Linked DNA regions of Homo sapiens: regions 1 and 2 are each linked to region 3. The links are chromatin contacts, found by Hi-C or POLR2A ChIA-PET in ENCODE. All regions are on one chromosome and are shown on one strand. Each heading gives the region's core, a stretch centred on a gene start or an enhancer-like site at or near the end of the contact. The rest is flanking DNA. Distances are from core to core; before and after follow the strand shown.

Region 1 (2,700 bases), core at 51-2,550, 310 kb before region 3:
CTCAGGTCCCTTGGCTGAACTGTCTGATATTGAATGAGGCCCCAGAAAGCCTTGTGGTGAAGGCACCAGCACAGACAGCATCAGAGTGCCGAGGAAAACTGGTTCCTCAGGTCTGCAACAGAAGCCATTTCAGCCATCCTCAGGACTCCAGAGAGAGGCAAAAATAGAAAAGCCAGACGAGCCTAGGATTGCATGAAAGGGAAGATTGGTTAAACATCGGATGCAGGGTTAGCTGAAGCTGTGATAGCAGTCTCTGCACAATATCCCCTCTAATTGCAGTAGCCTGCAGACCATCCTGACTCAGGGGCCCTCTGAGGAGAGTGCTGGGCGCATATAAAAAACGCAAGGTGGTCAGCGGCCAGGCAGGCTCCTGGGAAACCTTGCACTCTTGCTGGTTTTGATGGGGTGATGATGTGTGAAGGACGTCCATGCCGCCAGCAGCCCTGCAGGCTCATTGGGGTCCACAGTGGGGTTGTGTGGGGCAAGGTGTGGGGTGGTGCAGACCAGACCAGGCAGAGGTGGGAGCCTTCCAGGAGGGCCTTGGTTTTAAATATCACCAGATCTGGAGCGGGGTGGGGGTGGTGTCCCAGGGAGAGGAGCCACAGTGGGTGATTCCTAAAAGGTTCCTGTTCTCCGTTCTACTGGATGTTATCATGGACCAGCCCCTGCCAGGCCCAGGAGGGTCTTGGGGGCCACATTCGCATCAGTTCCTTTATTGGTTGTCTCATGTGCAGACTTCATTCCCGGCAACACGGAGACGTGATCATGATCGTGGGCAGGAAAGCCCTGGGCTCAGCCCTCATCCTGCCCATGACCAGCACTGGGGCCGTGAACAGGCCATAGCGCTCTCTAGGGCTCAGTTTCTTCATGTGTGAAATGGGTCTTAGGATGGTGGTGAGCCATGAGTGAAGGGTGTGTGTGCAGCGCTGGCCCAGAGCGATGCTCCATAGCTGACAGCTGTTATTTGTGTGATGGTTGTTGTTGTTGTTTTTGTTGCTGCTGCTGCCGTTACTGGGAAGACAGGAGTTGGCTAAAGGAAAGGAAGACATGGGCATTCCCATGAAACAAATGCTGGGTACCCTCGCCTCCAAGTAACAAGGCAATGTGCAATGTTTTGCAGAGATGCATAGTGTCCTTTGAATTCCCAGGTGTCTGAAGCAAACCACAGTAACCCGGAGTTAGCACCTGCCCTGCCTATCCAGACCTTGCCAGGCAATGGGATTGTCAGGCAGTGGGAAGACCCCGCACAGAGCCAGCAGGGTCCAGGCACCCTGCCGGACAGTGACCCGGGCCGCTGTGATCTCATCTCCAGCGTCTCTGGTGAGGATGATCTCACCGGCCCTCTTGGCAGCTCTTCCTCTCCTATGGCTCAAACACATGACATATGTTTTCCCGGCTGAAACCTAAGATGGTCCTTCTCCTTCTGCTCTTGCTGATGAGTGGAAAAATGGATCCGTTTCTCCTACGTGCGTTCCTTGTGTATTAAAAAACTGTCACCGCAGCTCCCCACAGTGACATTCACTCAAGGCTGAGCGTGCCCGGTCATTTTAAACTTTGCCCAAATGTCATATTTTTCATGGTTCTCTTTCATTTCCATGGCATTCCTTGGAACTTTCAGGTTTTCTCTTAAAGCCTTGCCATATTGACCATCATCTAATTTGTGTCAGAAATGCCACACCAAATTAAGTGATTACCAAGAACACGAGGAGAAGGAAGCAAATGTGTTTGGGAGGGGAGGGAGTGGGGGCTTGGGAGACCTCTGCAGCCTGTGCTGGGAGGCTGGGAAACCTTTTCAGAAGGAGGAAGCTGGGCACCTGAAAGAGTGAGAAGTGTAAATGAGGTCTGGCCCATTCTCTTGGGTTGATTTTGCGCAGAGGTAAATATTTTAGCTAAGACAAGCTCATCTTGTAAATTAGGTGCTGCACAGTAGCTAGGTCCTACCCCCAGGATGTGTGATTCTGCAGCTCTGGGGTGGGGTGGAGAGTCTGCATTTCTGGGTTCCCGGGTGACACTGCTGCCATGGGCTCTGCTCCTTGAGACCCCTGCACAGAACACATGGATGTGGTTGTGAAATATCAGCACTGTCTCAGCCCCCTTGTCACTCCCTGGGTCCCCAGGATCAAGGCCCAAGTTCTGTTTCTGTATCCAGGATCCTTCATGACTCCTCACTGTACCCCCTCTCTCCACTGGGCCTCTGTCCCTCTGGCCTCATTTCTGTCTCTCCCCTGTGCCACTGTGGGAGGGGGCTTACATGTGCTACCATCCAGCTGGGGATGCCCCCCTTTTGCATGGGTTGTTTTCATGTACATTTCAGAGCTTGTATGACTGTCCCTTCTTCAGAAAGGCCTCAGCCTGCATGTGGTTCCTCTGACACCTGTTCCCAAGGCACTGGACTCCCCACTTGCAGCATGTATTACAACTCATGAGTGTAGCAACTCATGTGCAATAGGTGGGTTCTGTCTCCTTCACTAGCCTAAAAGCTCCACGCAGCTGGGGCCCTGCCAGCCTCATCCACTGCTGTGTGTTCAGCTTCACACACAGGGCTGGGCACATAGCAGACAAACAGCAAATAGGAGTGGAAAGAGTGAATGAGGTCTGAATCAGGATTCACATCCAAAGCCCCTGGCTTATCTCTTAGCAGAGGGAAGCCCTCAGTGCATGTTGGTTCTTGTGCTCCCACATACCAGCCCCCACTGCCGG
Region 2 (2,700 bases), core at 31-2,530, 270 kb before region 3:
TTTCTCCATTCATCCATCAGTAGACACTTGGGTCGCTTCCACCTCTTCGCCACTGTGAATAATGCTGCTATGAATTTGGATGTACAAATATCTCTTTGACACCCTGCTTTCAATTCTTTTGGGTACATGCCCAGAAGTGGAATTCCTGAATCCTATGGTAACTCTAAGTTTAAGTTTTTGAGGAGGGGCCATACTGTTTTCCTATCGATTACCATTTTCCTTGTCATGTTGACCCCAAACCCAGATGCCAGAGTTGAGGGAAGGGGTCCTCTTTGTGTGGGTAGGGATACCTTTGGCATCAAGATTTGAGACTTTAGATTCTAAATCTAAGACCAGATTTGGAATTTGGAAGCAGATCAGATCTGCTTCCAAAATTCTAACATGGGCGTCAGGACCAAGAGAGATGGTGGGGAAAGCCCCAGCAGACTCCTTTAGTAGACAGAAGAGGGGATGAAGGAAAGGGGGACAGGAAAACGTGGTTCCAAAATGACAATACTGGGAGGATGGGTTCACTCTTGAAGAAGAATGGATTTGGGGACCTTAAAGGCGATGAATGTGCAGAGGAGGGAAAGAAGTCACTAAAATCCTGTACCCTTGGCCAGCCAGCAGTGCCTCTCAGGCTGCTGCAGACACAGAGGGGGCAGGATTGCCTCAGAGCCGGAGGGGCTCTTGTGTGGCAACAGAGGACTTGAGGCCCAAAGGAGGCCTGATTTTGTTTGCATGCATATGCAGTGGTGCTTCAGCTGTTAGCTCTCCTTTATTCAAATGAACAGCGTTCAGGGTGAGACCATCCTCCCGCATGTGAGCATGCAAGTATGCATACACGCACACACACACACACACACACACACACACACACAGTGTAACACATGCCCACCCCAACCACTTCCACTGCTGACCCCAGACACCTCTAACTCTTGCTAGACCAGTTATTCCAGATCTGTCTGTGGTATAGAGGGGTGTGTGTGTGTTGGGGGGGGTGTATGTGTTTGTGTGTGTCTTCATATGAGCATGTGGGTAGGGAGCTGAGGGGTCAGGAAGCAGAGAAAGAATCATCATATTTCGATGGTGTAAATGTACCAAGCAAGGAGAGCCTCTGCCATGACTGCCTGCGCGCTTAACAACAGGTCCTGCTCATGTTTCGTTTATTATCATGGCGCTTTAATTTATTTTTGTAAAGTCAAGCCATTTTCACAGAGTGGAAAATTGTCTCTTGATGTTCATTCCCCACTGTTTGGCTTGAGGTTTTTGGGTGGAATCCACACAGTGGTGACAGCTGGGTAACCCCCAGAAGTGCCCTTTGCAGATAACAGCTCTCGGGGCCCCATCACCCACACAGTGGGGAACAATTTCCCCACTGTGTGGGTGTTTTGTTTTTTTCTCTTTCTGCAAGATTGAAAGAGAGTTTAGATGTTCTTCCTGCCTGACGCAGTGCAGCAGAGTGAAGAAGGCTGCTCCCTCCTGGTGAGTGCCCCTGGGCCAAGATAAAAGAGGAAACAGGCTCAGAGGTGAGCATCACCCCTTTGGCTCTCACTTGTCTGATACTGGAGAGAACACGTGAACTAATGCGTGGAATCTGTGCACATGTCACTTATGCTTGTATTTCTAAGAAGAGCTCGTGAAAGTGGAGGATGAGAGCAGTGAACTAATTCCTAACACAACGATTTTGCTTTGTTTTTTCATTAGTTATGTTTCTTTAATAAACGAAGAAGGAAGCAAATTTTCCATTTGGTTCTGTGATAGTTAAATGGAGGTCCACAGAGTTGTGACTCTTAAGCAAAGTCTAAATGCAGTTCTTTCCCACAACTGACTTCTTTCTATTGGCTTCTCACCTAAGAAAGGCTAAATCTGGCATCCTGTTCAGGCCTGTGCCCAAACCTAATATGGGAGTTATAGTCACCGGCCCCGTAAGAGGCCCTGGCACCCCTCGAGGGCTGGACGGGGAAAGAGAGAGTTGGGGAACCTGCGTGTGATCGAACTGCTCACAGTGTGACCGTCCTGAGCTAGACTATTGGAGGCCTGCCTTTACAACAAAGTACAGACCCGGGGTGATTAAGCACTCATTCTGAGACTGTGCTCGTGTTTTTGTTTAGAATGAGCCCAGATGGCCTAGAAGAAGTGAAGGGGTTGTGTACTTTTGTGTTCTGATTTAGATTAGAAGCAGAGTTTGAAGTTCATAGATGAATCAGAATGCTTATTGAATGAAAAAGCAGCATCAATGAGCAAATGAAATTGCCATCTTGAAATACAAAAGGGAGGAAAAGACCAGAACCACAGCCATCAGGCCTATTGGATTTTGATTTCAAGTGTTGGCAAATACCTAGCAACTCCCATTTGGGGCTGGTTTGATCTTGTGGAGACAGCTGAGGAGACCGTTTTCCTCCAAATTTTGTAAAAATAAACAAAAATGCCTTTCTGCCCTTTTTTCCCCTTCCAGGGAATAGTTGTTTCTGTCACTGAGGCTCTCTGGTAGACTGTTCCATCTGTCTCTTTTTCAGACTTCACAGTGAGGCTCCAACCAGATATACACAGGGTTGCCAAGAAATTATTCAACCCCAATGGTATAATCTTAAAACAAAGCCATCTTTTGGATGGTTGCGTTTTTGATGGCCTTAACACAAAATATTGCCCCTAAATGGCAGCCTATGAATATTCACGGAGTGCCCAAGTCATATGCTTTTCCTTAGTGAGACTCTTGAG
Region 3 (2,922 bases), core at 17-2,516:
TTATAGGAGAGTGATAATGGGGGATTCAAAGCTTCTTAAGGCCTAAACTCTGGAAATCACACAGTGACATGTTCCCCATATTCTACTGGCAAAGCAAGTCATAACTCAGCCCAGATTAAAGGGATGGAGAAAAAGACTCTACCAAGGTAGCCAGACGAAAGGGGCTAATGAAGGGACATTTCAAGTTTGGGTAAGGGATTTTTCACAAAAAACAGCATGTGGTCATCTTATGCTGAGAACAGGGGTGAGACATATGGGAAGAGGCAGGAAAACCTTCTGCATGGAGTCCTAGGAATAGCTGGGGTGTCCCTCCAAGTGTACTGGGCACTTCCCACCCTGAACATCTATTATAGGACTAACACCATGCCATGCTGGGAAAATATGGTTTGTTCAGAGGACTGCAAAGCTTAGTCACTGCCCATCCTTGGCCATCCTACTCTCCCAACTGAAATAAGGAAACTGTAGGGAGAGTCAAAAAGAGCAGAAAAATAAATTGAGTACTGCAACTAGATGGAGGTGGGAAGCCAAACTGATGTTACAATTTTTCCCTCACTCCCAAATATACATATTAATATAGTCAAACACAGTGTCATCCCTTGAGGGCTGAGTGCTTCTGCTTTCTTTAAAGCAGATATTCTCAAATTCCACTCACTGGCTATTTCCAGTGGACTGTACATTCTTATTGCTTGTAGAGCAATAGTGCCCATGTTTAGGTTTGACCTTAAAAAATGTTTTTGCAAGAACCTATAACTTGTTCATACTTTTTTATTTTTAAAGTATACCTATTCATTTGTCTTTTTCAAAAGCTGGTGAATTTTCTTTGTAAAGATATGGGTAAGCTTGAAGTACTTTGTCCAGCATAAATGGGTCATAAACTGGCAGGGCAGAGGACCCCTACACTATGTGCAATTTTTATGCTTATAGTATGGAAGCATGTTTGGTAACAAAACTAAACTTTAATAATACACTGCTTAGCCCCATATAAAAATACCCCCTGGTAATAAAAATACTGTAACTGTGTAATAATCAATGCTATATTATCTTCTCAAGTTTATTTTGTATTAAAGAGATCATATATTTTTAAAAATTTTTAAAACGCCTCAACAGCTTCACGATGTGAGACCTGTTCCTGTAGTGTGTACCATTAAACCTCTAAAGTCCAGAATTGTACCTAACACTGGGTAGGAATCCAGCATACCATTTGTGAGTGAAAGGATGGTAATTATTATTATCATCTTGACAGCCAGGAACAGAGGTGGGTGGGTACCTGGAATCAGAGTCAAACAATAACTAAGAGTCAAACAATAACTAACAGGAATGATGCCGGATCCGTCCATTGAGACAATAATCATTCTGAGGTTTCTGTTGCAGTCTAGGAAAAATGGAGAAGGCTAGAAGGAGTATTTTAAACTGCTCCAGAACTTTAGATTTAGAAAGAATCTTGGCAGTCAACTCCTCTTCACAGCCAGTTCATTTTTCTTCTCTAGGGTGCCATTGGAGGGCACACTCCCTGAACACTTATGAGTGAAGAAACCCTCCTTTTCACCAGCCATTGGGTTCCTTTTCAAGTTTATTTTTTTAAAATTTTCTTTATATTGAAATCTGCCTCATTTAATTCCTACCTCTGGCCCTACGTTCTGTTTTTGGCACCAGATAGATAAAACCCATACTCTATTTTACACTCATTCAAATCATTGTATTTCCCCCACCGGTGAATATATTACCAAAGTTGGTTGAGTTTCATAATGCAAACCCAAAGGGAAAATTATCTTGAATAATCATATGACAATATGTGGAAAGTTTAGGGGCTGTGTACGCCACCTCATGGTTTTGAACTGTGTGGTTAAAGACGTTGAGAGTTGACAGATTAGTCAGGGATTTTTCAAGAGTATTAATTACAAACTTTGAAATCTTGGTCAGTGAAAGTTCATTTTAGTGCATCTTGCAAATACGATCAAAGGTCTTTTCAGTACTGATTTGATGATGCTTAACCACAGTGTGTGAAGAATGAAGTTTTTCATTAGAAATTACTGGTGTAATAGAGCACATTTTCAGGGAAGATGTATTGTTGGACTATTACAATTCATGCTCTTCCCCCACCATATCCCTACCCTCTATATTCCCCATCCCCTATTTCCTCCACCTTCCTCCTTGGGACCTCACTGAAAACCTGAAATGCTCTGAAAACCTGAAATGGCGTTTTGGACTGCTGCAAGGGAAACTGTGATCTTAACAACATCAGTGCGGCTCAGACATGACCACCATGTGAGGGCAAAGGTGGGGCTGGTGTAAGTGATGTTGTTAAACCTGTAAAAATAAACCATGAAAACCTGGGGATTTACTGTGATTTGGGGAGTGAAACAAATTTACCACTGGCCGAAAACTTGAAAAATGGAGTACAATGTGTAGATCAGAAGAAAAGAAAGCCGTCCCTCTGCCCTTGTGTAGTTTTAGAAAAACAATCTTATTAGTTTGGTAGCTTTTTTTCCTGAAAATAAAAAAAAAAATACATTGGCACCTAAGCCATGGAAAATGAAATAAAAATACACCAGTGCAGCTTCCAAAACACTGACTTGCATCTCCCTCTCCTATCCGCCGGGAATGTCTTATCCCTGCCTTCCAGTGGCTGCCAGAACCAAGGGCATCCGCGGCGTTCCTTGGCATTGGCGTTAACAGCAGATGGATTTTCCGCAGCGGCCAGGCGGAAGATGCCTAGCATTGGTCCGCCGTCTCACTGTACTGAATTTCAAGAATCATGGCCTACTGCCAGCCAGGTCAGGACCGAAGGCGCTAGTCTGGGGAGACTGGAGCAGGTCTCTAGTGGTTCACCTGTTCGGAGGCTCTTCCTGTTCAGTTCCCTCTGCGCGCCAGAGGGTGGCACCCCAGGCACTCCAGAGGTGGAGAGGAGGGGACGACAGGGGA

Evidence for each region. Hi-C counts contacts between places; a loop is a spot of excess contacts on that map. ChIA-PET counts read pairs that join two places held with the same protein, here RNA polymerase II (POLR2A). Pooled maps may share reads with other maps.
Region 1: a loop to region 3 is called in a map of psoas muscle, with 4 times the contacts of the local background. The contact joins the enhancer-like site here to the promoter of ACOXL-AS1 in region 3. A Hi-C loop is called at or near these places in 64 of 168 maps with a recorded cell type or tissue (B cell, CD14-positive monocyte, CD4-positive, alpha-beta T cell and 40 more), 37 of 37 single-sample maps with no recorded cell type and 44 of 50 pooled maps. POLR2A ChIA-PET finds 5 or more read pairs at or near these places in 9 of 52 experiments (CD8-positive, alpha-beta T cell, H1, MCF 10A and 6 more).
Region 2: a loop to region 3 is called in a map of naive thymus-derived CD4-positive, alpha-beta T cell, with 10 times the contacts of the local background. The contact joins the enhancer-like site here to the promoter of ACOXL-AS1 in region 3. A Hi-C loop is called at or near these places in 8 of 168 maps with a recorded cell type or tissue (B cell, CD8-positive, alpha-beta T cell, GM12878 and 3 more), 25 of 37 single-sample maps with no recorded cell type and 14 of 50 pooled maps. POLR2A ChIA-PET finds 5 or more read pairs at or near these places in 9 of 52 experiments (B cell, CD4-positive, alpha-beta T cell, CD8-positive, alpha-beta T cell and 6 more).

What each region holds. Positions count from the first base shown.
Region 1 is chr2:110,806,396-110,809,095 of GRCh38, forward strand. All of the region lies in intron 9 of ACOXL (acyl-CoA oxidase like), which reads left to right. Among named protein-coding and RNA genes, the nearest start is that of ACOXL, 75 kb to the left of the region's middle. Within about 2 kb of position 1,301, at least 2 of the 41 ENCODE cell types and tissues checked have a DNase peak (open chromatin) inside an H3K27ac peak, as active enhancers do; they include gastrocnemius medialis and psoas muscle, where a contact is called at or near this core.
Region 2 is chr2:110,845,816-110,848,515 of GRCh38, forward strand. The region is part of intron 10 of ACOXL (acyl-CoA oxidase like); the gene reads left to right. Among named protein-coding and RNA genes, the nearest start is that of ACOXL, 110 kb to the left of the region's middle. RefSeq lists an enhancer at 1,347-1,416. Within about 2 kb of position 1,281, at least 3 of the 41 ENCODE cell types and tissues checked have a DNase peak (open chromatin) inside an H3K27ac peak, as active enhancers do; they include CD4-positive, alpha-beta T cell, CD8-positive, alpha-beta T cell and natural killer cell, where a contact is called at or near this core.
Region 3 is chr2:111,114,322-111,117,243 of GRCh38, forward strand. ACOXL-AS1 (ACOXL antisense RNA 1) reads right to left here and starts at 1,267. Exons shown (of 4, transcript NR_122074.1): 1 at 1,199-1,267. All of the region lies in intron 17 of ACOXL (acyl-CoA oxidase like), which reads left to right.